Regions from separate parts of the Homo sapiens genome. Here region 1 is linked to region 2. The links are chromatin loops, found by intact Hi-C in ENCODE. Cell type or tissue: OCI-LY7. All regions are shown on one strand. Each heading gives the region's core, and the rest is flanking DNA. Links, peaks and the distances in the headings are about the cores only.

Region 1 (16,349 bases), core at 3,487-11,486, 78 kb after region 2:
ATACACACATACCTACATATATACAAATAAAAATATGTACATATAAGATTATTCATATTCATGTTTGTTAACATCAAAGGTAACGTGCTCTTTATAAAATGTTCCATAGCATTTATTAGTAGATTTTGAAGATTGCTACATATAAATTATCATAGAGCTGGGAGTTCTTCTGTTCTTTTAAAGTTGTATGATATTCCATTTAATGAAAACATCAGGCCAGGCACAGTGGTTCACGCCTGTAATCCCAGCACTTTGGGAGGCCGAAGTGGGCAAATCATGAGGTCAAGAGATCGAGACCATCCTGGCCAACATGGTAAAAATCCGTCTCTACTAAAAATACAAAAATTAGCTGGGTGTGGTGGTGGGCGCCTGTAGGCCCAGCTGCTCGGGAGGCTGAAGCAGGAGATTTGCTTGAACCCGGGAGGCAGAGGTTGCAGTGAGTCAAGATCATGCCACTGCACTCCAGCCTGGTGACAGAGCGAGACTCCATCTCAAAAAAAAAAAAAAAAAAAGAAAAGAAAAAGAAGATAACAGTTCCCTATTAATTTAGGTTATTTCTAGTCTTTTATTATTGCAAAGATTGCGGCATTGGAGATCCTTGTGTATAGATCATTTTCTACGTGTGCTTCTATGGTTGTAGTATAAATTCTTGGAAGTATAACCACTGGGTCAAAAGCATTGTGTATTTTAAAGTGGGGTCCACGTTGCCAAATTGCCATCCAACTTTATGGAGTTGGATGAGGGTACCTCTCTCATTACATGCTGATAACTAATATATAGGTGGAAAACTTGTAGTTTTTGTGTTTCTTTTTTATAAATGGGATTGAGAGTCATTCTGTATGTCTAAGAATAGTTTATATTTCTTTTTGTGAACCGTCTATCCATATCTTTTGTCTAGTTTTATGTTTGGGTTGTTGACCTTTTTTATCGATTGCAAGGGTCCTTTATATTTTAACACCATCAAGCCATTATAATAACGTGAGTTGTGAATATTTTCCTAGTTTATTTCTATTTGAGCCACCATTGGTTGAATCATTTTACCGTATGGCAAGCCCTGTGGTGAGCATGTCATGTTTTACAACTGCTCCCTAAGTTAGCAGTGGTATTATGCCATTTTACAGAGAAGGGCCCCAGGTCTGTCGGATGCCAAAGTTGATTCTTAACTTGAACTCTACACCCCTTTTGCACATACCTATTTATATAGCATCATTTCAGGTTGTCATGCAATTATGATAAATATCCTTTTCACAGGTTGCATAGCATTCTATTAGTTATACAAATCAAAATTTTCAGATGCTGATACTTAGACTACACATTTTCATCACCTATAGGTTTTCACTGTTATAAATAAGATTGTGATACATTTCTTCTAAAACTCTGTCCTCCCCAATGCAACAAGATGGTGCCATTGCTCCTGCAGGAGATGAGATACCATGCCTGAGGCAGACAGCAGAGTCATCTTTTGAGTCTAAGATCCTTGACAAGGGAACTCAACAGATTCGGGGTAGAAATGGGGTGCATGTCAGGGGATGGGGACATTTTATTGGCCTGCTAGACTTCTCAGTGCCTTTCCCTTAAATGTCACCAGTAGCTTCACCTGGTTCTGGAATGAAATACAACACACATTAGGGCTTCAGACCCTCTTCTCTCTGAAAGCCTGCCCTTTGTTTTTGAGACAGAGTCTTGCTCTGTTGCCCAGGCTGGAGTGCAGTGGTGCGATCTCGGCTCACTGCAACCTCTGCCTCCTGGATTCAAGTGATTCTCCTGCCCTCAGCCTCCCGAGTAGCTGGGATTACAGGCATGTGCCACTACACCCGGCTAATTTTTGTATTTTTGAGTAGAGACAAGGTTTCACCATGTTGGCCAGGCTGGTCTTGAACTCCTGACCTCAGGTGATTTGCCTGGCTTGGCCTCCCAAAGTGCCGGGATTACAGGCATAAGCCACTGCGCCCGGGCCAAAAGCCTGCTTTTTGATCAGCAATATTGGAGACAGTTGTAGGAAACACTGAAAGACTGCAGGATGCAGTGGGGAGGGCGAAGGCCGGGAGTTGACAACTATTTTTTTTTTTATAAAATAGTATTTCAAATAATATTTCTAACAGGAATAAATGAGATCATAGTGCATGACATAGCTGAGGGGTCCATATGTTTGTATGTTCTTGTGGATTCTTCTCAACCCTCTGCTCTGTAGCTTTCTATGCCCTGAGCACCAGAGAAGCATTACCAGGTCTGGGTGTTCTTTAAGCCTTTCTAAAGAGAGTTGCTGTTTCTGTTTGCCTTTTCTCATCATTTTCCCCTTAATAAATTAAGGGCTAAGTGTGTCTTAGTTTCCCACACTTTACTCCAATCAGGGATTCCTTTGGGTAAACAAACTCCTGTCTTAAATTGTAAGTATTCCCATCTGATTCACATGTAAGGGCAAATTGTTTTAAAGACCTGGCTCCATGCTGAGATGTAGGGTCTTTTGGTGACGGGGCTTGGAGGAGGAACCTACCTGAAAGGTAAGGAGGGAGAGGACAAGACTGGGCATGTGAGGAGGAAGGGCGGTTGTGAGGCCCAGGCTTCCTTCTCTGTGTGCCTTGAATTGGGCCTTGGAGCAGCTTGAAAAGCTGCCCCAGCTTCGCTAAGCACCAGGAAGCAGGGAGGGGAACCTTCCTAGTGCCACCCTTTCCCCTGCACCTGCTACTTTGCAATTCCAGGCAATGGGCTGGCTCTTAACTGTGTTTGAAGCCAGCCTCTCTACCCTGAGGACCTCATTCCTTCCTGACCCCTTCAAACCTGTTTTTGGAACTTTCTGTCACACTAAGGTGACTGGTGACTGTCACAAATGGGAAAGTTACATTTAGCAGAATAAAATCCTTCCGTTAAAGAGATAAAGTTCTGACAAGGGGATTGTCTACAAGCTGCGCCTCCTTCTAGGAACTCTTAAAATCCCTCTCAGCAAAAGTATCACCTGGTTTCCAAGGCAGCTGCTGCTCCTATCCTCTCACAGGCTTTCTTGAGACTCTGCCCACTCAAAATGAGTTCACCTTTGCCCAAAGTTCATGCTAAAAGCACAGAACTTACAGAGATTAGGAGAAGTGAATTGTGAGGGTTTATGTACCTGGGATCTCATTTTACCGACCAGAAAACTAAGACCTAGAAGAGAAATGAGGCCTTCCCAAAGCTCCTAGCAGCTGGCCTACGCTTTCAAAGTCGTCTCTTGCTGCCTTACATTACAGACACTTCTTAAGGTTTTTTCTTTTTTGATCATGGCTCACTGTAGCCTTGACCTCCCAGGCTCAAGTTCCTCCTGCCTCAGCCTCCCAAGTAGCTGTACTATAGGTGCATGCCACCGAACCTGGCTACTTTTCAAATTTTGTAGAGACAAGGTCTCACTACGTTGCCCAGGCTGGTCTCAAACTCCTGGACCCAAGTGATCGATTCTCCCGCTTCAGCCTCCCAGCACTGGGATTTTACAGGTGTGAGCCACTGGTCCTGGCCTTCAGATTTTTTTCTTTTATTTGCATTAGCCCAAACGCTTCTTGGGTCTGCTCCTTCCTGAGCTGCCTGGTGCGGCTTCTATGAGCACTGCTGCATTTTGGGGATTCATGGCTTCTAGCCAGAGCTCTGTTCCTAACCAGCGGGATGACCCTAGGGGGTAGGTGGCTGCCATTGGCTGGGGTCTGCCCCTCTGCAGAGTGCATGATAATCCCCACTTTGCCATTAATGGGAGGATTAAATAGAAGGTATAGAAGGGTATGTGGCACAGACAAGGCACACAGTAGGAGCACCATAGATATTGGCTGCGTGATGATCATAATGGTATCAATTGTCTTTAAACCCCAGTGGCTAGACTTTCATAAATTGAAGTTTACTTCCCAGTCAACCAGGACCAAGTTTCAAAATGGCTTCTTTTCCCCCAGGGCAAGGCACCCTCAGAAACTAACGAAATCAGGTTACGGCAAAACAGTGCAAATTTATTTTCAGAAAACCCACCCCAAGCTCAGAGTCTACACTTAAAGGGTGTAGAGGTGTGAGCTGCAGCTAGACGTTACCTGCTGGATTCTACTCTGGTCATTTCTCTCCAGAGACTCCACTGTCATCAAGTGTGGGATGGCTCTGTTTATGCTTTTGCAGCCTCAGCCTAGCTTGCTGGTTTTTCATGTCTCCCTCTGCCTCTGAGTATAATCCACTTTTCTGGAGTACCTAACTGTGACTTTGCCATAGAGTATTTATCTAACCTCAACCCTATTTTTGCAGCTTGGGTTGAGGGGAGACTCAGGCAACTGTGTGAATGTGTGTGTTTTTGTGTGCATGCACAAATACAAATGCATGGGTGTGTATGTGTGAGTATATAGATTAGTTTGTTAGGGTTGCCATGACAAGGTATCACACATTGGTGGGGGGAGGCTTAAACAACAGAAATTTATAGTCTTACAGTTGGGAGGCTAGAAGCACAAAATCCTCAGCAGAGTTGGTTCCTTTGGAGGGCTGTGAGGGAAGGATCTGTTCCAGGCCCCTCTCCTTGGCTTATAAGTAGTTGTGTTCCCTCTATGCACATCTCTGTGTCTACATTTCCTCTTATTCTAAAGACCCTAGTCATACTGGATTAGGGCCCACCCTGGTGACCTCACTTAAATGTGATTACCTCTGTAAAGACTGATCTCCAAATAAGGTCACATTCTGAGGTCCTTGGTGTTAGGAGTTCAACATAAGAACTTGTGGAGATGACTCAAGTCAACACACAACAGTGTGCCTGTGTGTGGGTGGAGCATATGTGTGTTTGTGTGTGTAGTGGACTCTGGCGTCTCTGAGACACCAGGTCATTTGCAAACCTACTCCTTGGAAAATAGTACTTTAAGAGCACATACAGTTGTCTCTTGTGAATAGGGCAGATTTAAAACCTTTTTCTAAAACAAATCTTCCCATGGGTGTGGAGGGGCAGGTGTGGTAATGGAGTGGGTCCCGGGTGCCCCTCTTGCATCGCTGGTCGAGGGCACTTCATAATGGAAAGTCCTTCCCTGGTTCTTCATTCTCAAGCAGAGCAATGCCATTGGCATGTGATTTCTGCCTCATTTTACTTCAGATGACTAAGTAGCATCTTGAAGTGCCTTTGGCTACACAACAGAACATTCCAATTATTCCACAGGGCAGCATAAATTCGGAGTTCCCTTGGAGCTCCCTGGTGACTTGATACCACCAAGTCAGTCATTGAGGAACTCCCCAATATTTCTAAATAAATTTGGAAAATGTTTTTAGCATATGGAAAATGTTGTTTAGATGCTGTAAATAGTTGTAAAGTCTACTTTTAGCCTCCTTTTCAAAAGAGCCTTCCTGGGCTCCATCTACTCTGATTATCCCTTCCTTGACTCGTGTGCTTGGGAGGGTCCCAGGAGGACTGCTATGCTGGCTGGTGTGCAGACCACAGGTGAACCCTGTTGCATCTTTCAGCTGCTCACCAGGACAAACTGCTCTAAAACTGACCCCAAATGAGCTGGCCCCACAGAACCATGTGTAGCGTTTGTCATCTTTCCCCCAGTTTACTGTAAATCTCAGTTCTCTTTGACCTCTAAAATCTTACTGAAAAAGTGAGTACTTCATGGTACTGAACTGACCTGGAATTCTGACTGACTTTCTAGTTCTGCCCGTAAGTTATGCCCTAAATTTTCCAGGTCAATGTAGAGTTCCAGGGAACGAGGTGGACGGAATCTGGAGGCAGAGTTGAGCCAGTGGGTGTTATCAGGCAGGGGGCACTGATAAACACGCCAACTCCCTGTTAGACTTAGTGTAGTGCTGGGGGCCCTATTCTGAGGTGACACTGATGTCTCTACTCAAGGCAAATGCACATCTGTTTTCTTGATGGCAGAGGACTGTTGTTAGCCATGGGATGGTGCAGCCACTTCCTCCAGATATTCCTTGAAATTAGAGCACTCATCTCAGACTTCAGATGCATCTGTCCACTTTGGCATGGACTATAATGTAGCCACTTAAAACATATCTTACAAGGGCCATTAAATAACATAAAAAGTGCTTGTGAAATGATATGAGTAAAAAAAAAGTTGGCACAGAATTGCATTTACTGTCTGGTCTCAATGATATTAAATATGTATTTCTGAGAAGATGACAATGGAATGAAATAAAATATTAACTTTTTTTCTGATTGGAGGGGTAATGAATATTTTTTATTTTCTAAATGTTCTGTGGTGAGCATTTGTTATCACACACAGACACACGCACACATGCACATACCACATGCATGTACACACGCACAAGCACACACCACAGGCTGTCCTGAAAAGTCTGTCTAACTGGAGATTTCTCCAGGGTCTTTCAGATTTTTTGCTGCCTCAATACCCCTGGGATATCAATTCCCTGCTTGTCCCAGGGCCCACCTCTGAATTGCCGAGAAGACAGTGGTAGCTGATTCACATCAATGCTAACTGATTCACCTCAACGCCGCCAGCTCCTGCCTCCCTGCTCAGCCTTGAGCGTGACAGGAGCAGGCCGGGCCTGCTCTGGCTGGGAATGCCGCTGCCCTCCAGCTCCGGCCAGCCAGGGAGGGGCCAGGCCTCTCCGAAGGAGGTTAAAGTCCTTCTTTGTGTGAATGGCCTTTTAGGGAGCAGAGGGAGGGCCCACGGTGACATCACAGTCTTCCGTCAGGAGGCTCAGGAGGAATTTGTCCAGCTTGAGCCAGGGTGCACGCAGGAATCTGTCTGGAAAAAGGCAGTTCTCACTGAGGAGGTTTGAGGCGCGCGCTCTGGGCAGGGTAAGCCAAGTCTGCTGACTTATCTTCGTGTCCTTTTCTTTCTAATTTGAAAGGACAGGGGTCTTTTTTTGAGGCCAGTGTCTTTATGGAGGAGGTTTTCTGAGTGTGTCATGTGCTGTGGAGTCCTTTCTTGCTGGAGAGTAGGCAGCCGAGCTCAGACTGGTGTCTTGCTTCTCTCTCTCTTTTTTTTTTTTTTGCAAATCTTGTAAAACTCTCAGCTTTTGTGCTAAGAGGCAAAGAGGACGCTCAGTCCTGCACATATAGTGCAAAGCTATATGAGTCGTCTGTGGCAGATCACGCTTTGAAGATGGTGCAAGTGTGTCTGTGAGAATCTGTGTGCCCTTTTCCAGAACAAAACCAAGTGACTCGGTGATTCTGTCGCCTCGTTTCTTAGCCATCTAGCATTTGTTCAAGAGACTCAGTCTTGTGGTCTACAGCTAGCCTTCTGTTTCCATGCTGTGGAACTCACCACATTCACAGGGTGGCCTGGGGGAATATGGTTTTGGGGGGAATGTGTGGTGCTTGTCTCTTGGAGGTCCCATGGGTATGGAAGGAGACCCTCGCCAGCTTTGTTCATAGGCACAGAATCATCTGTAGACAGAGGGTTAACCACAAATGCATCTGGCACTGTTTTCTCTTTTCTTGGGGCTCTGCCTCAATATAGTGGATTCTGCTGGTCCACAGTGGTGTTTGGCTTTTGATCTCTGCCATGACCTGCTCACCAGGCGTGAACCCAAGATCTGGAACTATTTTTAAACCAAGAGGGACACAGCAAATTTATAAAGAACTGAAAAACTAGGCTTGCTTTTGTCTTTAGCAGAATCGGTTACCCTAGAAATCTCACCTTGCAGGAGCCAGAGTTCCCTCTGTGGCCTTGAGCTTGGTTTATTCTGGGGTAGGGACTACCTTGCAAAATAATCTCCAGTGAAAAGGGCCTTTGGTGAGAAGAGCCTCCGAGGGCTCCTTGATAGGGCGCTCAGTATCCCTCATTGAGGAAAACATGAAACTCACATCTCTCCTTATTCACGGGAAACCCGGAAGCCTCTCAGTCACTCCTGTAAGAAGTGGGTCTCCAAGTAACGGAAAGAAACAACCCTTTCATCAGCTGCTGCAGAAAAGGCAACAGCAGCTTCCTTCCTTTCCTCCCCTCCCCGCTGCTGACCCCCACCACACACACTGTCTTCAGTTTCTTTCACAGAAAGCCCAAGCTGTAAATATATTCATCAAATAACACCTTAACATTTTCCAGATGTGATTGGAGCCACTGACTTTTCAGCAGGGCTAAGAGGAGGATTGTTCATAGGCTAAGCTATGGTGCTGGGGGAGACTCCGTTCTATGAGAAATTGACCAGTCTCCTTCACTAGGAATGTGGGTCAAGACACAGGGAAGCCTTGTTTCCAGTGAAGGGGTGGGGAGTTCCAGAAGTATTTTCATCCCGTCTTCAGACCTGTACCTGAGGCATAAGACAGAGAGAATAGCAGAACAGTGATTACTCTTTTGACCAATACCGTAGAAGCTCTCAGAAAAAAAGGCTGGACCTGCAGGAGCAGGAACAGGACTCCTGGCCTCCAAAGGGTTGAGTTTTCTTTTTAGAACTGCCCTAGTCACATTGAGCTGTAATGGCTTCATGGCAGGAGATCCATGGAGGCAAACCAAGAAGTGTTTTTAGTATCTGCCCCTTTTAAGGCCCACAGCATTGACCCGAGCCTGCCGGGTCCAAATTTAGCCTGCGTTTGCCCCAGGAGTGCTTGAGGTCTGGAGTCTGGCCGGCTGTCTTCCATCAGCCAGGAGGGGAGGCTCTAGCCTCTTTAGGGAGTGGCTTAGTTCCCAGTTTCCCACAATCAACACGGGCCCCTAGTTCCACAGGCCGGAAGAAGCTCTGCTCGGGGGATGGAAGAGGAAAGCCTGCACAGGACTGGAATGTGGCCCAGGTTATCACCCGGGGCCTCTCCTCTCCTCCACTTCCCGCTTATAGGCTCGGCTTAGAGGCCCAAGTCTAACCCTCGCAGCAAGCAGTTCCCAGACTTTCCTGCTGTCAGTGCCTTCAGGGGAGGGTGGAACGGCCCACTCGGAGTCCCAGCTCCTTCTCCTTCCTGTCGTCGTTAGCAGGGAGGGCCAGAGGAGGTGCAGCCAGCCTGCTTAGAAACTTTGGTGCACCGCGCTTTCTTCAATTCTTTTTGCCCGGCACAGTTTGCGCCGTTGAAGAGGGCTGGAAGTTTATTTCCAGCTATTGCTGCAGCACTTCCTTCTCCTAGTGCTGTTCGTTCTTCTTATGGGAACTGGTACTCACTCCCTCCAAGTCTGTGAGCGTCTTGCTGGGGATGGCGGATCACCTTGGAGCTCTGAGGACCTCGCACGGCCCAGGCTGAGAGCATATAGCTCTGCAGGGTCCCAGGATATGCTTATGGATCCAAGGTAGTGTTGACCTGTTCAACTTCTGTTCCCTTCCTTATGCTTCGGGTTCCCTCGGTTTGGGGAGTTAGCCTCCCCCAGACCTCCTGACTGCAGCTTTGCCTGGTTTGTCCAAAGCTGATGAGGTTCAGCTGATGTGGGCATCTTTTAGGTTTCTGGGCATCATCCACCAGCCAGGTGCACTTCCTTCCATCCCACCCTCACCCCTTCTGCATTTGCCTTCATGCTGGAGACATCCTGACTTAGCCAGAAAGTTAAAAATTTAGGAAGAACCTCTCTAAAGATAGCCACACATAGCTCGTGGAACCAGTTCTTCATCATGATTGTCATTGCGTCCTGCGCACTGAAAACGTGACTTACAAAAGAGAGGCAGGATGAGAAGGGAAAACGGAGATACTCTCTGATTTCACAGCTATGAGGAAGTTTTGTTTTATAGCCATGCCTCTGTTCCTAGGCCAAGAGTGAGTTTATATTTTTGGTGGAACTTATAAATAACTGGATTAAAGGATCGGGTCACCTATTATCTGGAGAAAAGCATTTCTAATTTAAATGTCATGGCTTTAGTAGGAAGTAATCTGGGTTATTCAAAGCAGAGAAACCTGGTTGTACAGCCTGATGTTTGAGTAATTTGGTTCACACTGTGCATTTAGGCTAGGAGCCTAGGAGGTCGAGATGGGTTAGGCACACTGTCGAGCTTTAACAGCCTGAGGATGGTGGGGCAGAGGGGAGGCTGTGAACACAGTGAACATTGTCCTTGTGGTGAAGGACACCTTTCTGCTCTCCGCCTGGGCTCAGGCAGACCTGCTAAGGAAAATGCACTTCCTTAAAGTTATTTCTGTCCATGACATGCCTAGCTGTAGGCCTAGGTACCCTGGGCAGAAAGAACACATGGGTGTCTATGCCCAGTGGGGCAGGGATCAGGGCCCTGCTGTTGTGTTTTCTGTGCAAATGTAAACAGGCTTCTAGAATCTCACTTGTGGTGTTGGTGAAGAGTTGCAGCCTTTTCCCACAGTGTCCATCATAATGACATGGACATGGGATCTTAATATTTTACCTCTGGCAAGTGGCCAGAGGAAACAGAACCCCTTCAGAGACCAGCCCAGAGGGTGAAATCCCCAGACCGTGCAAGAAGTCACATTTCTAGCTGACACGTAGAGCAACAGATACGTCTCCAGAGAGTTAACTCTCCAGGGAGTTCATCTATTTCTGACCAAGACTGAATAAAGAAGGTAAAGGGATCATCGACTTTTAAAGCTAAATTGTGAGTCTCACATCATCTGTAGAGATTCAAGCAAGCAAAAGATCAACCAAAAAGCCAAGCTAACTCTGTTTTGATCCATCCACTCTTCTTACCATTTCCCATGTCATTTTAAAAGCCTCCTAATATTGAGACTCCATTTTGATGTATCAGGATAGAATGAGAAGAACCCACCTTCAAATCCTGGCTAGGGCACTTACTAGGCAGGTGATCTTGGGAAACGTCCCTCTATTTCTCTATACCTCTTATTCTGAAGTTTTAAGACTGAAATAAAATTCATGCCTTTCCCACTTAACAGAGGGCCATTTTTCAAGCATCAGCTGACATATGTATGTGCATGTACTGTGAAATGATAAGCTATTAGACATGTGTCAACCAGAAAATGGGGATGCCACACTTACAGCATGCCCACAGGACAGGCTTGTCAGGGCTGTCTCATTCACTTGTACATTTACTTGGCTAGTTGAGTTGTGGAGATGGACCAGGTTCTGTTTTAACCAATGTGTGACCCCTCCTCTGCTTCCCATGTGACTGGAGCCCCAGGTCTGGGTGGTTCTTGACTGCTCATTCTACTTACTGCATTTCAGGACTTAACTTTTAAGGACATTTTGTGAAATTACTCCCTCTGTTGCAGCACAACTGTATCTTCCTAGTCGTGTTCAGCTTCAACTAAAATTCACATGTAAGGATCTGGGGTTGGGGAAAGATTAGGGAGATTAGAGCTGCCATAGATTCTGACTTTGAGTCTTTCCCGGGCCTTTTTTCTTTCATCTTTTCTTCTTGATTTCTTTTCTTCTAAAAATCTCCTGCTCTTTTCCCAAAAGAAAATCAGTCTGCTGCCAGAAAGAATATAATACCTGTCATTTAAACCTCAGTGTAAAATGGCTTAATAATAGTGAACATTTGCATTAACCGTTTTACAGTTTACATAGTACTTTTAAGTACATTTTCTAACTTAATTCTCAAAACAGATTTGGGAGATATTATTAGTCCTGCTTATGAAGGAGTTCTGTTCTCAGCAGAATTCCATAATTACAAAAAGTCTGGTAGGACTTTTATAGGTAGAGCCAAGAAATGACCCCAGACTCTGGTCTTTGGACGCTAAACTCTGAATTACCACATTTCCTGCATTCTTTAGGTGGAGACATAGGCACCTGTGTTGTAAATTAAGCCACGCTAATTTGCTTTGCAAAACTATTAAACACTTTTTGGTAAATAAAGGCGACTTTAGTTGCAGCCTGGCTACCAGGTTATGTTAAACACAGGTCTCTGGGACCAAATTCTGGCACTCATACAGACTTGAGTTGAATAAACATTTATAAAAAATGCTATGAGGAAATCTCAGCTCCCTAAATTTCTAGATGCTCCAACCCCACCTTGCCTGAAGACAGATGTGGCAACTTTATGAAGACAGGATTCTGTTACCATTTTAGTGGGTGGTAAGCAACCGAAGTCCCCTGAGCCAAAGGCTAGAAACAAGATCGTTTAGTTTTCAAACCTCAAACACCATCCCTAAGGGTGTATAAACCAAAGGGTTCGCTCTATTGGCATATCCCCTTTATGAAAGGGTGAGGAAGATCTCTAATCCACAAATTTGAACACCACCAATTTCACGGATTTCTAACATTCATTATGCTAATTGACAGGCCACTAATTTCACTAATGAAAACCTATTTCTCACCTTAATTATGCCAATTAGCAAAGCTTCAGGGGTTCTTGGGAGTTAAAGGGAGCTAAGTACTGGAGGAAGCCACCTGTGGGGCGTGGGATCTCTCATTGGATCCTAGATGACCATCCCTTGAGTTTATATTCCCATTTAGGATGGTTGTCAGACCCTGGAATGTAATTTAAACTAATTCCAGAAGCACACAGCTGTATTAAATTGCCCCGATCAAGTATGTGAAAGTAAATGGTAGGCATCCTAACCAGCTGTTAACTATTCTAGAATTTAGTGGGAAGGGCAGGTTTCTGTGTCGTGGTATTAGGGCTCTACCTGGAGGGTGAACTGGGCCGATCTAAAAAGCTCCCACAGCCCCTTTGCACCTTAGTTTTTCTCTGACCTTAGAAAACCCAGTTTGATGATTCTTTCATATCCTCCTGTTTTTGCATTGGGGCATAGTTCATTTCAAAAAGGACTTTCCTGGTGATTGAATGAATGTGCATCTTATCTGAATCTGGAATCACGTTCGCCTAATTTGAAGCATGGAGAAAATTCTGGACCTTCTTATCTTCAAAGAGAGCAATAAGCATTTGTTGGTTTAAACAAGACATCATCTGATGATACCAAGCCCAGATTCCTGCCTAATCCGGATAGGTTAGATTTCCAGCCCATTTCCATTTACCTGGTGTAGTTGCCAGTGGCTTTGATTCTATCAGGCCATCATGCATGAAGGCAAATTCTTACTGCTGACAGTGGAACTCAGGAATTCGCTCTTTTGTTATCATTGTTGTCTAACTTTACAAAACCTCAGGACCTCTGGTGCATGATTGTGAATCAGTAATTCAGAGTTGTTTATCTCTTTAAATACTTCCATGCCAATTAGAGGTTAAACCTGCTGCTTCCTGAGTAGATGGAATTGAGTGTCATGAAGAATTTTCTGAATTTATGGGGAAAGGGGGACTGGATGCCATATAGCTCACAAGAAGGAGGGCCTCTTTCCTGTTTACACCCTCCAGTGTCTAGAGGTTTAAAAAAATGTATCGGAAAGGAATCATCCCAAATTACACTGGAACCCCCAAACTTTGACTTTTAACAAGTAACTAGCGTGTGTGTGTGTGTGTGTGTGTGTGTGTGTGTGTGTGTGATGGAGTTTCACTCTTATTGACCAGGCTGGAGTGCCGTGGCATGATCTCGGCTCACTGCAACTTCCTCCTCCCAGGTTCAAGCAATTCTCCTGCCTCGGCCTCTCAAGCAGCTGGGATTACAGAGGCACCTGCCACCACGCCTGGCTAATTTTTTGTATTTTCAGTAGAGATGGGGTTTCACCATGTTGGCCAGGCTGGTGTCGAACTCCTGACCTCACCTCAGGTGATCTGCCTGCCTTAGCCTCCCAAAGTGCTGGGATTACAGGGGTGAGCCACCGTGCGGGCTTCTTTTTTTTTTTTCTTTTTGATACCAAGCCTCACTTCCTCACCCAGGCTGGAATGCTCCAACTTCTGCTCTCCGGGTTCAAGAGATTCTCTTGCCAAATAGCTAGGATTACAGGTGTACACCACCATGCCTGGCCAACTTTTGTATTTTTAGTGGAGACAGGGTTTCACCATGTTGGTCAGGCTGGTCTCAAACTCCTGACCTCAAGTGATCCACCCACATTGGCCTCCCAAAATGTTGGGATTACAGGCGTGAGCCACCACACCCAGCCTTTTTTGAGACAGTCTCACTTCCTCACCCAGACTGGAATGCAGTGGCACTATCTTGGCTCACAGCAACCTCCGCTCTCCAGGTTGAAGCGATTCTCATGCCAAGTAGCTGGGATTACAGGTGTACACCAACCACCATGCCTGGCTAACTTTTGTATGTTTAGTGGAGAGGAGGTTTCACCATGTTGATCAGGCTGTTCTCAAACTCCTGACCTCAAGTGATCCACCCACCTTGGCCTCTCAAAGTGCTGGGATTACAGGCATGAGCTATTATTGCACCCTGCCAACTAACTAGCATATTTTAAAATCTCAGTTTGACCGATCACAGAAGACATAACTACTTGTAAAATAATTTCTGATTCAAAGATAATGGCAGTTTTGTATTTTTTTTCAAACAATTGCAAAAGTATATTGTCAAATTGTTGTCTTAGATTTTAAATATTTGGTACCAAAACAACTATTTCTAGTTCAAAAAGGGTGCCTTGGAAAGAGCTGATACAATTTTTGAATCCTAAAAAGAAAACGTGGAAAGTCATCTGCTCATTCATCATCGAGCACTTGAAGTGTGAAACATTCAACAGAAAGGGATAATGCTGATGTGAGGAGCGGAAAAGTGTTCTTGGGAAATGGCTTTGGAGATAAGCCCCATCACTCCTTCCTCTGTGATTAGCAACAAGAGACAAAGAGAAGCAATTTCTTCACTTGCCTGATTCAGACTAAGAAAACTCTAATATAGACTTAGGGCTTTCTTGGAAGTACAGAGAACTCATTTTTTTTTTAAAGGGTGTTGTCTTCTGGAGCTTATTGTTGCTGCTAATTTCATTATGACCCTGCAGAATAACCTCCCCTCATGTTTAATGAACGGATTAATTAATTAAACTATAGAACTAATTATTTGCCTTTTAGTTTCCTTTACTATTACGTTGCCCTTCTTCCTCTCCTCAGGTATTCTAAAGCATCTTGTGTTTCAGGAGAGCAGTGTTTTCTAACCATATTTCAGTCCTACCAGCTTCCTACTGATTTCCCACTACCCTCCGCCCACCCCGGCCCCCAAGCCAAAAAGGATAGAAGGAGAGCTCTGTTGTTCCCATGCAGAATATTAGCAGTGAGTCATTGGCCAAAAGAAGCCAGGGGTGAGGGTGCCATAGGTAATCTGACTCATCTTAGCAGTACCGTGAATCTCTCTTTGTTTGTCTTCTTATTTCAATAATAATTTTCCATGGAGTGGGCTAATTTTGGCCTAGGTTTACTTGAAATTGAATGGCAGCCAGTAAGTTTCAGCATTCAAATTTTGTGTAATGCTTAATGATATATGAGTAGAAGTTACTGACAATGTCTCATCCAACAAAAAGTTTAGTTAATAGTTTTAAAAGGGCTGGCCATGCAGGGTGGCTCATGCCTGTAATCCCAGCACTCTGGGAGGCCAAGGCTGGACTGCTTGAGTCCAGGAGTTTGAGACCAGCCTGGGCAACATAGCGAGACTCTATCTCTACAAAAAATTTTAAAAATTAGCCAGGCATGGTAATGCCCACCTGTAGTCCTAAGGGAGACTGAGGCAGGAGGATCCCATGAGCTCAGGAGTTCAAGGTTGCAGTGAGCTATGATCACATCACTGTGCTCCAGCCTGGGCAACAGAGCAAGAGCCTGTCTCTTAAAAAAAAAAAGGAAGGTGGTGGCAAAAACTACTATTTAATGATGGTCAAAAATAAAAAATAAAGATATTAGCAATTATAAATATTAATTGTGTTAAGTATCACTCCTTAACAAAGACCAGACCTAGACTGGAAGAAAATCAGAGAATGGAAGATGTTGACAAAAGAGGAACACTCATTATTTGTGCCTGTTAATGGAGAAGACATATACATTACTTGAATAATTTAAGTCTGAAAGGAAATGTGGAAAGTGAAGAGTGAAGGAAACCCCCCAGTTCATGGATAACTCAGAGAGTTTTTCAACATTCTGACAGCAGTGTAGAGCACTTACGATGAACTCCAGTGTTTTCTTAGGTCTCAAGAACAAATCCATAATTATCCACTTTTTTGGGAAGGATTTTGAAATTAATTTCCTGAGAATCGTCCTAAGGTGGTGTTTTAATATTCTAAGCATTTAAAATTGTTGAAACCTTAGATAAATGAAAATTACACTCTCTTGCAATTTTGCATTGTCCTATGTCAATAATACCAGGCACATTATAAACTTGAGACAGGGAAACAAAGCCAACCTAGGTGTTGTAAGGTCCTTGATGGTAACTCAAATTAAGTTTATACTTTACTGGAATTCTTTGAGATAAGCCAGAGTCCTTTGATATGAAAAAGAAAATCATCTTATAATTTGAAAATTAATGTTTCTAATGCCAAATAACAAAATTACATAGGCTAGATAACTGGTAGAAAAATAAGATGGATGGGTTGGGTGTGGTGGCTCATGTCTGTAATCCCAGCACTTCGGGAGGCTGAGGCGGGCAGATTACTTGAGTACAGGAGTTCAAGACCAGCCTGGGAGACATGGAGGAACTCTGTCTCTACAAAAAAAAAAAAATATATAAATATATATATATATATAAATCAGCC
Region 2 (11,609 bases), core at 3,610-11,609:
GTTCTGAGGGAAACACTTGCAAATTACTAGGAAAATGTTACAGTCGTATTTTTTTTAACAAAAACTAAGAAATAATTTCCTGTTTTATCCAAAATTGAAAAGAAGTTAAGCACCACTGGAAAAGAAAAATACATTTGCATCTAAAACACAGGTCCCTAATGAGAAGAAATTCGCTTGGTTGACTCAGTAAGAGCTGTCTTCTGGGACTCCACACTATTGGCACTGTTTTCCAGCATTCTATCTGTGAACAAGCTGTGTACATTCCAAGTATATTAGGCATATTTTATGTTTTCAGTGCCATGCTTAAAGAGTACCTTGTTGTATGCTGTCTCTCTATTACAGCATGAACTCTGGAGTGTTTACTAGATTTTTTAAATGCTTCAGTTGCTAAATGAGATAAAAGTCTCAGCCAAGAACCAAAGAACTTGGACCTCATAGGACTTTGCTCCTGTTTATTATCAAAGTGATACATGGCTACATTCATGTCATTATTCCACAAGATTTGAGGCCTCTGGAATCAAGGTGCCATCTTGCTTTCTTCACCAGGGGACTCTGTCCTCTGGGCTCTTTCTCATTTCCCAACTCTGTGTTTCTCCTACATAGATACCCACTTTTCACTCTTTCCAACACAGGTCTTCCCATGCTGCTTTTTTGTTGTTGAAGATTTTAGTTTTGAATAGTGTTTTTTTTTTTTATTAGTATACTGGTGCCATTTACATGTATATTACAATGGGCAATTTGGGTGGTACAATGTTATGTCAATGTCGAGAAGGCACAGCCCAGCTACAGTCTGGAACACAGTGTAAACAATTCCATGGGGAAATGTTGCTTGGGTTTTGGAATGTTTCTTATGGGTGTTTTAAAATGTCTTTTAAAGAGGCTCAAGCAGCTGCGGTGAATATAATCAGGTCACCATTTCCTTATGTTTAAGGGTTTGGCGGAGGAGAGGCCAAGTGCGAGGATGCAGGGAAAGGAAATAAATGTGGAACAGGCAGGAAAGAAACTTACTTGGGCACAGGAAGCCAGAGACCCTGGAGAGGAAATAAAGGAAAAGCAGGAACCACAAACTAGGCTAAGAACCACAGTAAACACAGTCTGAGAGCCAAGTGTTCTCTTATGACACCATCCCTGTTTCTGTGTTTGGTTCTCTGTCCTTTCTTCAAGTAAGGGCGACTGTGTCCACCTCCGGTGGTTCCCAAATCAGGCTGTCACAGAATCAGATGGAAAGCTTAAGCAAACACAGATTCCTGTGCTCTGGATCACCTAGAGAAAGGAACCTGGAAATTTTCTTTTCTTGTTTTCCAGCTACTCCCAATGTAAGCCAACTTGGAAACAACTAATTTATAACATCTTAAAAGCTGACCACCTTATCTTAGGGAGAGGTCAACCCCTTGGAGAAGAGATGGTTTAGAAGGGTGTTTTTAATTGTATAAAACACAACTATAAGTCAATGCAAACAAGACCATAGACTAACATATGCCAGTCTTGGATGTGCATTCCGAAAGTTGATGGTTAAAATAGTCTATGGGGGCCGGATGCGGTGGCTCAGGCCTGTAATCTCAGCACTTTGGGAGGCCGAAGCTTGCAGATCACCTGAGGTTGGGAGTTTGAGACCAGCCTGATCAACATGGAGAAACCCGGTCTCTACTAAGAATGCAAAATTAGCTGGGCATGGTGGTGTGTGCCTATAATCCCAGCTACTTGGGAGGCTGAGGGAGGAGAATTGCTTGAATCCAGGAGGTGGAGGTTTTGGTGAGCCGAGATTGTGCCATTGCACTCCAGCCTGGCAGTAAGTCTATGGATGGATCATGCCTGCTACAGAAAAGCCAATGATGCTTAATCCAGAGATGACCTTTTTGCCATTAAGTAAGAACCAGAGATCAGTGAGAAATGTCTTACTTTGGAAATCCGTAAACATACAAATCATCCATATGGATGGTGTAAAACCACTAGTTGAGCTAGAGTAAGCAAATGATCTTTGTGGATTCTAGGAATTAATTGACTAAATATCCCATGTCCTCCTGCTTACACTCCTACCAACATAGTATTGGAGGTTGTCTGATGCTCACCCCACTATTTTTATGGATTTTTATCTTGAGGCACAATGGGTTGGGGTTAGTTCTCCTAGACTCTTGTTGTTCTGATTTCCTATTTCTTCTGAATTATTTTTTTAAAATTCTTTTTTAATTTTTGTGGGTACATAGTAGGTGGCATGTAATGTATAAATAATTACATCAGAGTAAATTGGGCATCCATCACCTCCCCAGTATTTTTCTTTTGTGTTACAAACAACCCAATTATAGATTTAGTTATTTTTAAATGTACAATTAAATTATTTTTGACTGTGGTCACCCTGTTGTCCTAGCAAATACTAGGTCTTATTCATTCTTTCTATTTTTTGGTATCCATTAATCATCCCTACTCCTCTGCCTCCCTGCTACCTTTCCCAGCCTCTGATAACCACCCTTCTACCCTCTATCTTCGTGAGTTCATCCTCTGAATTCTTACTTGTTACATCCATTTTGCCTCCTATGCCTGGTCTTCACCCCACACCAACTCACACATAAACCCCTTCCTTCCCTTTGGTGTCCCAGTTTTCAAATGCTGTTATCAGAAGTATAGGGGGTTACAAGAAGTGTTTACATCACAACATAACACTCAAACAACTTTAAAAGTGTATATTAAATATTTTCTTTTGGCCCTCTCTGTGATCTGGAATTTCTTGTTTACTGACTCCTCCCCACCACTCTGGTCTTTCATCCAATTTGAGAGATTTTGTAAACTTCTGAATTCCAAAAATGAATTGCAGGTGCAAGTGTATAAACATTTTCTATCTCTAGAGTTATCACCAAATTATCTTTCAGATTTACCAATTTATTATCAATCTGTATGCCCATCAATAAAGTATAATCACTTGATTTTCATCATTCCCTTGCCAAAAATACATATTTGTATTTTATATATTTACTCATATTGTAGGCAAAAAAAAATTAGTCCAATATTTTACTTGCACTTTTTTAATTATGAAGAGTTTGAGTATCTCTTCACAAGTTCAAGGGTCATTTTTACTTATTTATCTGTAAACTACGTTTTTTTTGGTGTTTTTTTTTTTTTTTTTTTTTTGGAGACAGTCTCTCACTCTGTCACCCTGCTGGAGTGCAGTGGCACGATCATGGCTAACTGTAGCCTTGACCTCCTGGGTCCAAGCAATCCTCCCATCTCAGCCTCCCAAGCAGCTGGGATCACAAGCATGTCACCACACCCCGCTCATTTTTTAATTTTTTGTAGAGATGGGGTCTCACCATGTTGCCCAGGCTGGTCTCAAATTTCTGGGCTCAAGTCATCCTCCCACCTTGGCTTCCCAAAGTGTTGGGATTACAGGTGTGAGCCACCACATCCAGCCCAGGTTTGTTTTTTCTATTAAGGAGTTGGTAGTTTTCTTCAATTTTCTTATTGATTTGCAAAAACTCTTCACATATGAGGAGTAGTAACTCATTGTCATATATGTTGCAAATATTTCCCCCAGTTTGTTTCTTCTCTGAAATTTTCAGTGGTGCATCTGATCCCATGAGGATCCCCCTGGGCTTGGGATTACTGCTAGCTTTTCAGTGAGGTCACCCACTGTTTGGTGGGAAAGCCCCAGGGACATAGAGCTATTTGTTTAGTGTGAGCGAGTCTTTTTGTTTCTGTTGTTGTTTGCTTTTCCTGCTTTTTCTTTTTCTTTCTTTCTTTTTTTTTTTTTTTTTTTTTTTTTGAGATGAAGTCTCCCTCTGTCGCCCAGGCTGAAGTGTAGTGGCCTGATCTCAGCTCACTACAACTTCTGCCTCCAGGGTTCAAGTGATTCTCCTGCCTCAGCCTCCCAAGTAGCTGGGATTACAGGCACCTGTCACCACACCCAGCTAATTTTTGTATTTTTAGTAGAGACGGGGTTGCACCATGTTGGCCAGGCTGGTCTCAAACTACTGACCTCAGGTGATCCACCCGCTTCGGCCTCCCAAAGTGTTGGGATTACAGGCGTGCCACCACACCCGGCCTTCCCTCTTTTTCTTACTTTTTTTTTTTTTTAAATTTTCAGCCAACTTTTATTTTCTGTAGGACATATTTAGCACTTGTGAATTACTCCCAGCTGATACTTTTTGGTCTTTCGCCTTGCTAGGAGGAGGAAATAGTAAATTCCCTTTTATGATGCACTGTCTTGCCCCCACCTTCTGGTTTTCAGATCAGTTCTCTGAGACACTTCTAAGTCTATTTTTCAGCTTCTACTGTTCTCTAAGTTTGGGGGCATGTGTCTACTGCTAGACCATTATTATTTGCTGGATTTAGTTCATTTTGCTCAGTTTGGGGAGAGAGGGAGAAGAGCTTCTCTCAACCTGTATCTAGGCTAACTTCCTCCCCAGAAAGCTGTTCTTTACTTTGTGTGTTTTTCTAGAAAGAACATTCTACTTCTTGGGTCCCCTGGCTCAGGGGTGTAGTTTAAAGTGGGCCAGCAGCATGGGAGAGGCAAAGTGAGTAAAAATGTACACTTAGGCCACAGTGAAAGAAATCTTCATCTCCTCTCCCCCTAAAAAAATTTCCATGGAAGATTTTGTGCCCTTGATGGTATAGGGCCTGTGGGAACATGTAACATTTACACGTTCGAGTTATATTTCTCTCACATAATTAATAGCCATTTATTTTATTCAAATATGCTCCTAAAATACATCTAGGAGAGTAAATATGCTTCTTTTATTATAAAATATTCTCAGCTCTAATAATCATTATTATGTTAACACACGTATGATGTGATGAACCACAAGCAGGCAGTGGGTGATAAAGCTAACCTTGCCCATTGCCAGTGTTTCCCAAACTTTCATGTTTTTAAGAATCATCTGGGAGCTGTTAACGCAGTTTCCTTGGCCCTGCCCCACACATTCTGATTCAATAAAGGTGGAGCCCAGGAATCTGCCTTTCTTTTTTCTTTCTCTTTTTTTTTGATGCAGTCTCTCTCTGTCGCCCAGGCTGGAGTGCAGTGGTGCAATCTCGGCTCACTGCAATCTCTGCCGCCCGTGTTCAAGCGATTCTCCTGCCTCAGCCTCCTGAGTAGCTGGGATTACAGGCTTCTGCCACCACGTCTGGCTAATTTTTGTAGGTTTTTAGTTGAGATGGGGTTTCACCATCTTGGCCAGGCTGGTCTTGAACTCCTGACCTCGTGATCCACCCACCTCGGACTCCCAAAGTGCTGGGATTACAGGCATGAGCTACCACACCCTGCCGGAATCTGCCTTTTTAACAAGCACTATCTGTGGTCTTTAGTACTGGCTTCGAAAAATTCTGGGGCAAGATATCTCAACCTCAGCATTACTGACATTTAGGGCTCAATAATTCTTTGTTGGTGGGGCGCTGTCCTGTAGATGCCAGTAGCAACCCCCCTAATCGTGACAATAAGAAATGTCTCTAGACATTGCCAAAATGTCCCCTGGGGAGTTCAATCACCCTCAATTGGGAACCACTGGCCTAGGAGAAAATAAATGAGAAAATGTTAATTAAAAACAGTGTTTACTTTTGCATGCAGCCATTCATACTCTTGCATGGATTTCATTGAACAAATTAAACAACTATTTCTGAGCATCTGGTATGTACCAAGCCTTTTATATTAAAAATGTTTAATCATGGCTACCTCTTTAATAATTTGGAAGGTGGAAGAAAATGTTCTTATAAATTAATATCTATTAAGCATATATTTTTCCTAAATTAATATTCCTAATAGTTTTCTGAAGAATATTCTAGAACTTTAAAATTAATATTAACAAAGCATTGACGTTGTTTTAGTAAAGAAGCAATTCAGAATAAAGTTGGTATGATTGCTTTACTTTTTTTTTTTTTTTTTTTTTGAGACGGAGTTTCGCTCTTGTTGCCCAGGCTGGAGTGCAATGGCACGATCTCGGCTCACTGCAACCTCTGCCTCCCACGTTCAAACAATTCTCCTGTCTCACCCTCCTGAGTAGCTGGGATTGAAGGCATGCGCCACCACGCTTGGCTAATTTTGTATTTTTAGTAGAGACGAGGTTTCTCTATGTTGGTCAGGCTGGTCTCAAACTCCCGACCTCAGATGATCCGCCCACCTCGGCCTCCCAAAGTGCTGGGATTACAGGCGTGAGCCACTTCACCCGGCCTTGCTTTACTGTTTCTAATAATGAAACTAATTTTGTTTGTAAATTTTACACTTATTCTAATTTAGGAAAATATGAGAAGGGAGTGATGAAGTACCTGCCATGATATTGTTTATAACATCTCACATCTGATGTAATTCTAAAATTCTTCCTTAGAGAGTCTATGGTCCATATAAATAAATAAGTGATATCCAAGCACACTCATTTTAATGTGAGTTTTTCACATGATATTAAAATGTTAAAAATAGATCAGTATGTAGGGCATCCAAGCATTTAATTCCTTAAATCGGAGACATGAGGAGAAAAAAATGAAAAGGAAGAAAGAAAAGAAGGAAAAGGAAGGAAGGAAGAAAAAGTTGAGTCAAGGCTGAAGCTCTGGCATCTCTAACCACTGGTCAGTAAATTCTATTGAAATTCAATAGTATAAGAGACAAACAGGCAAAAAGGATCGTGAAACCATTTCCAAATACCAAGATAAAGGAGGCTATTGACATTCAGGAACCCTGAGAACAGCTGATGTCCCATTGTAGACTTCATCCTCTTCCTTGGGTGAAAGTGTGAATAGCGCTCAAGGCAGGGAAGAAGTCTTTTCTCTGAAGGTGCTATTTATGGTGCCCTTGGCCTGGATGGGCTTTCTGGGTAGTTCCCAAGGGTATCATTTCTTTGTATTGGAAATCAGGGACCTTTGTGGGTTAGGAAAGTAGAATCAGGCCATGGCTATTGTCTTTCCCTGCTGTGTTTCACATGTAAAATTGACTCCCAGAAGAGCATCCCAGGGCCTTGTCAAGGAGTGGGGAAAATAGCAGACTGCCCTAGGGTGGAAACCTAACTGAGAGTGCAAGGGCGACTTGCAAAGCTGGGGAGAGAGAATTACTGGGAAAATCGTGCCTAGGGCAAAGCTGAATTCAAGAAATCTGACTTTTGTGATCTTCCTCTGCTGAGAATGAATGCGGCCACCTACAGCAGAGTAAGACCACAGCTTGCTTTTGAAAGTGTTGCTCTCTAGGTGGGGTGTTTGTTTGTGTGTGCCTGTCCTCTCTCAGGATTTCTAGACGGTTCATTTTCAAAGGGTCATTAACATTATTTAAATATTCATGGTGGAGGAGGGGATGAGAGACTGAAATTTCAGACATCTCAAGAGTGAGGGATGGCTGGCCACCCGCCTAATACAGCCCCAGTCTGCGGATCAGCTGCCTCCTTCCCCTCCGCTGGCTTTGTTAGCACACGCGCTCTGACACCGGGCCACCGGCTGCCACTACACGGAGGGCAGCAGGAAGGCTCTGGCGAGCCAGTGAGCTGGAAGCATCTCTGTCCACACCTCAGCCTCTGAACCCCATCGGGGGAGTCCTCAAACACGCGGAGACACCATTACTGCCACAAAGACGCACTTCGCAACCAGTTCCGGGAGTCGCTCTGACCCTGAGGACAGTCGTGGTGCTAGGTAAGGGACGAGGGGCTGTTTCCCCGCCTGAGTGGGAACTCAGCGGCTCCTGGCATTTGAGCGCACACAGGCACTCACACACTTCCACATACGCTCATGCGCACATATGTGTACACCAACACACACGTCCACATGCACACACAGCGACACGCCACCCCGCTCCAAAGCCCCGTGCGCTAACAAGTATCCATATACCCAGACACAGCGCTCCCCTGAGTTAGGAAACACTCAGCTTTGCCCGCCCCATCCATCCCTCCGTCTTTCCCTCTCTCCAGTCTCTGCATTCATTCATTTCTTCGTTTGTGCATCGATTCCGCCGAAGCCACTGAGAGGAGAAGGTGTGGGTAGATGGGGAGGGGAGGGGAGGGAGGGGCGGTCCGTGGGCGCTGGGCTACTGGAGGGGAAGCGAGGAGGCGGGGAAGGGGCGGGCCCCAGGAGCAGGCGGGCGGGGCTCCCCGCCCTCCAGCGCGCCCGGAGGCTACCACTCCCTGCAGATGCGCTGGCCCCAGCCCGGGGCTGCCGCTCGCCTTCCCCCGGAGTCTCCTGGACCCCCGGAGTCTCCTGGACCCCCGGAGCGGGAGGCAGCGGCCGCGCGGCGCTGGACTGGAGCAGAACCCCAGGACTGCGCCCCCGGGAGCGGGCGCCCAGAGGTGGGTGTCCAAGCTGGGGAGGGGAGGGGCTGGAGTGTCCTCGAGTGTGAGGAAGGGGTGGCCGAGGAAGGGGTTGCCGAGGAAGGGCTGGAAATCTGGGAGTCCTCGGAAGCACCGCGGGCTTTTAAAGGGCTTTTTGTGGTCCTTGTCGAGCGGAGCGTGTGCTGGGAGAGGGCCCGGGTGGAGGGGCTGTGGCCATGTGGATTTGAATTCCTAGGTTTGTGGGAGGGCCAAGCCTTTGGCTGCTTTGTTCAATGCTTATCATTTATATATGCTTTAAAAACTAAACGCAGGACTCCGCTTCTCCCTGTATACACACAGAGCTGGGCTGTGTGTCCTTTTCAGGAAAAGCAGTGAAATCAAATGTGGTCGTGGCCGCATCTCCTGCCCCGGGAGCACCGGGAGGTGCAGCCGTTCCTTCTAGCTCGCGAGGAAGGCGCGGGTCCTGCCTTTTGGGTGGCAGAGCCGGGGGCATTTTCGCAAGTCCTGAACTTTTCAGAGAGACTGAAGTCAGGGAGGGCCGGGCCCCGGCCCCGGTCCCGGCCCCAGCCAGAGTCTTTCGGGATAGGGTCCAGGGAGCTGAACTCAGGAGATGATGCAGGAGGAGCCAGCAGCCTCTTCTGCCCTGGGAGGGAGAACGCGGTCCGGGTCCGAGCTGAGCCAGAAGTTTGGCCTGAGGCTGGGACCTCAGCAGTTAGAATGTGGTATCTTATCCGAGATAAAGCCGGAGTTTGCGTCTCTGTGGGCCCTTCTTGGGGACACTCTGGGGTATGGGAAGAGCAGACCGTGGGGGAGAGCACTGGGCAAGCCGTACCTGTAATGTCCGTGGAGGCGACGCGCCTGCAAGAACCAGAGCAAGGAGACACTGGTGGCCCCAAGAAATCCCAGAGAAACGGAGTGGATAGGAGGGGAGTAAAACGGAGCCCGGGAGAGCCGGAAGCCCGCAGCAGGGAGCTGTGGCGCTGGTGGCCGGGTGAGGACTGAAGGCAAAGGGCGAGGCGGCGTGCAGCCGGGCTGCCGAGCTCTCCAACGCGGATGCCAGGCGCTCGCCAGCCTGAGGGATCCCTCCTGACCCACAAAGAGGGCGTCTGGGAGGTGACTCGTTTAGAGAGATGGTGGATTCCCTTTCCAGACCCAGGAAAGCCCGTTTCCCGTGTGGGGTAGCATGGGTTTGGCTCTGATAGGCTGCGTGGTCAGATCAGACTTTGACATATCACTACCCTTCCCCGTAGCAGTTTTAAATGCAGCACAGGTGATTTGGGAAGACTTCCTAAATGTATAATATTTCTTTTTGAAAAGAAACTTCACCTACTCATACGTCTATACACCTCTCTCTGTATTGCATCTTGGAATCTGTGAACAAGCCCATGTCTCCCGGGAAGCGCTCTTCTATCCCAACTCCCGTTTCACAGGCTCCTGGAGACTGCATGAATACAAACTCCTCTCACCATTGGGATCCCAGGGAATTTGCTTCCTTGTCTTTTGTTCTGATTAGAGTTCATTTAAGCATCACACTTTTCTTTCTGGAAATGTTCTTAATTTAAATTTAACTAAGCTTCCCTTTCTTCCAGTCTGGCAGCTTCCCCAACATTCATGAATACAATTTCATAATAATATGTCTAGAAATGAGGAGTATCCAGCAAGGAGTTTTACTCTGTTTCTTTAAACATAAAGACTTGGCCTAAAGAGTGTTTTAAGCAATGCTCCGCTGCCGGTTGTCTCCTCCCCAGTTTTGACCCTTGGCCCTTTCTCTGTTTTTCTTTTCTTTTCTTTTTTTTTCTTTTCTTTTCTTTCGAAGTTTTGCTCTTGTTGCCCAGGCTGGAGTGCAATGGCATGATCTTGGCTCACTACAACCTCTACCTCATGGGTTCAAGCAATTCTCCTGCATCAGCCTCCCGAATACCTGGGATTACAGGCACCCACCACCACACCCGGCTAATTTTTATATTTTTAGTAGAGATGGGGTTTTGCCATGTTGGCCAGGCTGGTCTTGAACTCCTGACCTTAGGTGATTCACCTGCCTCGGCCTCCCAAAGTGCTGGGATTACAGGCATGAGCCACCACACCCGGCCTGGCCCTTTCCTTAAAGGGCATCTTCTCCTTTGAGTGGAGGCACACCAAGTTTCCTGCAATTATCTTGGACAGCACCAACAAAATTAGTCCTGAGCCAGGGACAACAAAAGTAAGGCTGCCTGTCTCCCAGTCTTTACTTAACCAACTCTGCTGGAGAGTTCATTTCACTTTCTTTCTGGGATGCTGAGATGCTAGGATGAGAGGAATAGCTGGGCTTTGAGATGGGACAAACATTTTGAAATACTCATTATCTCATAGTTCTGGCATGACAGTTGGCACCACTTCCTGCCTGCAGAGTCTGAAGTTATTTCACTTTCATAAGTGGCTTATTCTGACTCAGTAGCCTCAGGACCTCTGGCTAATAAAGTGAAGTAGGTTGTCTTAACTTCGTTGTCAAATGAAGGGAGAATGAATCCACTGGCTTTATTTCTGAAAGTTTGAATATTTTCTTATAGAACTAACATTAAATATTACTTCCAAAAATGCAAACACTTTGGTCTTTCTAGTCATTGTAATTATTGTCTAGATAATTACAATAATCCAAACAATAACCATTACGGATTTGGTGAGCTCTTAAAATACCCATGTCCCAGATTTCTGTCACGGTTATTACCAGTCTCTGCTTATTAAGGTAATGAGAAATGTTTCAAATGAAGATGAAATTGAATTTGGATGGAGGTTGTGTTGAGGGATTTTAACAGTTGAAACAGGAGCATGCTAAAAAGTTACTTCTGAAGACCAAGGATAGACTGTTTAGTTCCAGTCTTTAGCTTTATACATGACTCAACGCCAGTAGAATTGATGCTGTATCTTGAATCAGCTTTTGGAATGATTGTTTTTTGATCTTAAGAAACATAGTACTCACTGCTTAGATTGTTGATCAGGGATTCTGTGTCAGCTATTGGAAGTTTGAAGTAATTGATTAGTATCTTGATGAGCTTCAACAATTTCAGTAAGTTTGGGTAGCAAATTGCACCCTTTTTTTTTTTTTTGAAATGGAGTCTTTCTCTGTTGCTTGGGCTGGAATGCAGTGGCGCGATCTCGGCTCACTGCAAGCTCCGCTTCCCCGGTTCACATCATTCTCCTGCCTCAGCCTCCCAAATAGCTGAGACTACAGGTGCCCACCACCACGCCCAGCTAATTTTTTGTATTTTTAGTAGAGACAGGGTTTCACCATGTTAGCTAGGATGATCTCGATCTCCTGACCTCGTGATCTGCCCGCCTCGGCCTCCCAAAATGCTGGGATTACAGGCATGAGCCATCATGCCCGGCCCACCATTTTCTTTATACTGTGCA

What was found. Peaks named below come from ENCODE experiments on the same cell type or tissue, not always from the same donor. Only the 100,000 strongest peaks of a DNase experiment are listed, where the experiment ranks them.
Region 1: it touches region 2 in a loop (4-fold over the local background); 12 of 110 quality-filtered maps call a loop at or near these places.

The regions. Positions count from the first base shown.
Region 1 is chr9:110,118,849-110,135,197 of GRCh38, forward strand. All of the region lies in intron 7 of PALM2AKAP2 (PALM2 and AKAP2 fusion), which reads left to right. Among named protein-coding and RNA genes, the nearest start is that of C9orf152, 81 kb to the right of the region's middle. RefSeq lists enhancers at 6,096-6,658, 12,579-13,422. In OCI-LY7, for the core only: no CTCF peak of the experiment used is centred there; DNase peaks (open chromatin) are centred at 7,453, 7,853, 9,965, 10,333 and 1 weaker place; H3K4me3 peaks cover 5,090 bases; H3K27ac peaks cover 7,324 bases.
Region 2 is chr9:110,040,616-110,052,224 of GRCh38, forward strand. All of the region lies in intron 7 of PALM2AKAP2 (PALM2 and AKAP2 fusion), which reads left to right. Among named protein-coding and RNA genes, the nearest start is that of C9orf152, 160 kb to the right of the region's middle. RefSeq lists enhancers at 6,453-7,027, 7,601-8,174 and silencers at 7,880-8,319, 8,450-8,509, 8,600-8,739. In OCI-LY7, for the core only: no CTCF peak of the experiment used is centred there; DNase peaks (open chromatin) are centred at 7,386, 8,006, 9,226, 10,626 and 2 weaker places; H3K4me3 peaks cover 4,517 bases; H3K27ac peaks cover 3,938 bases.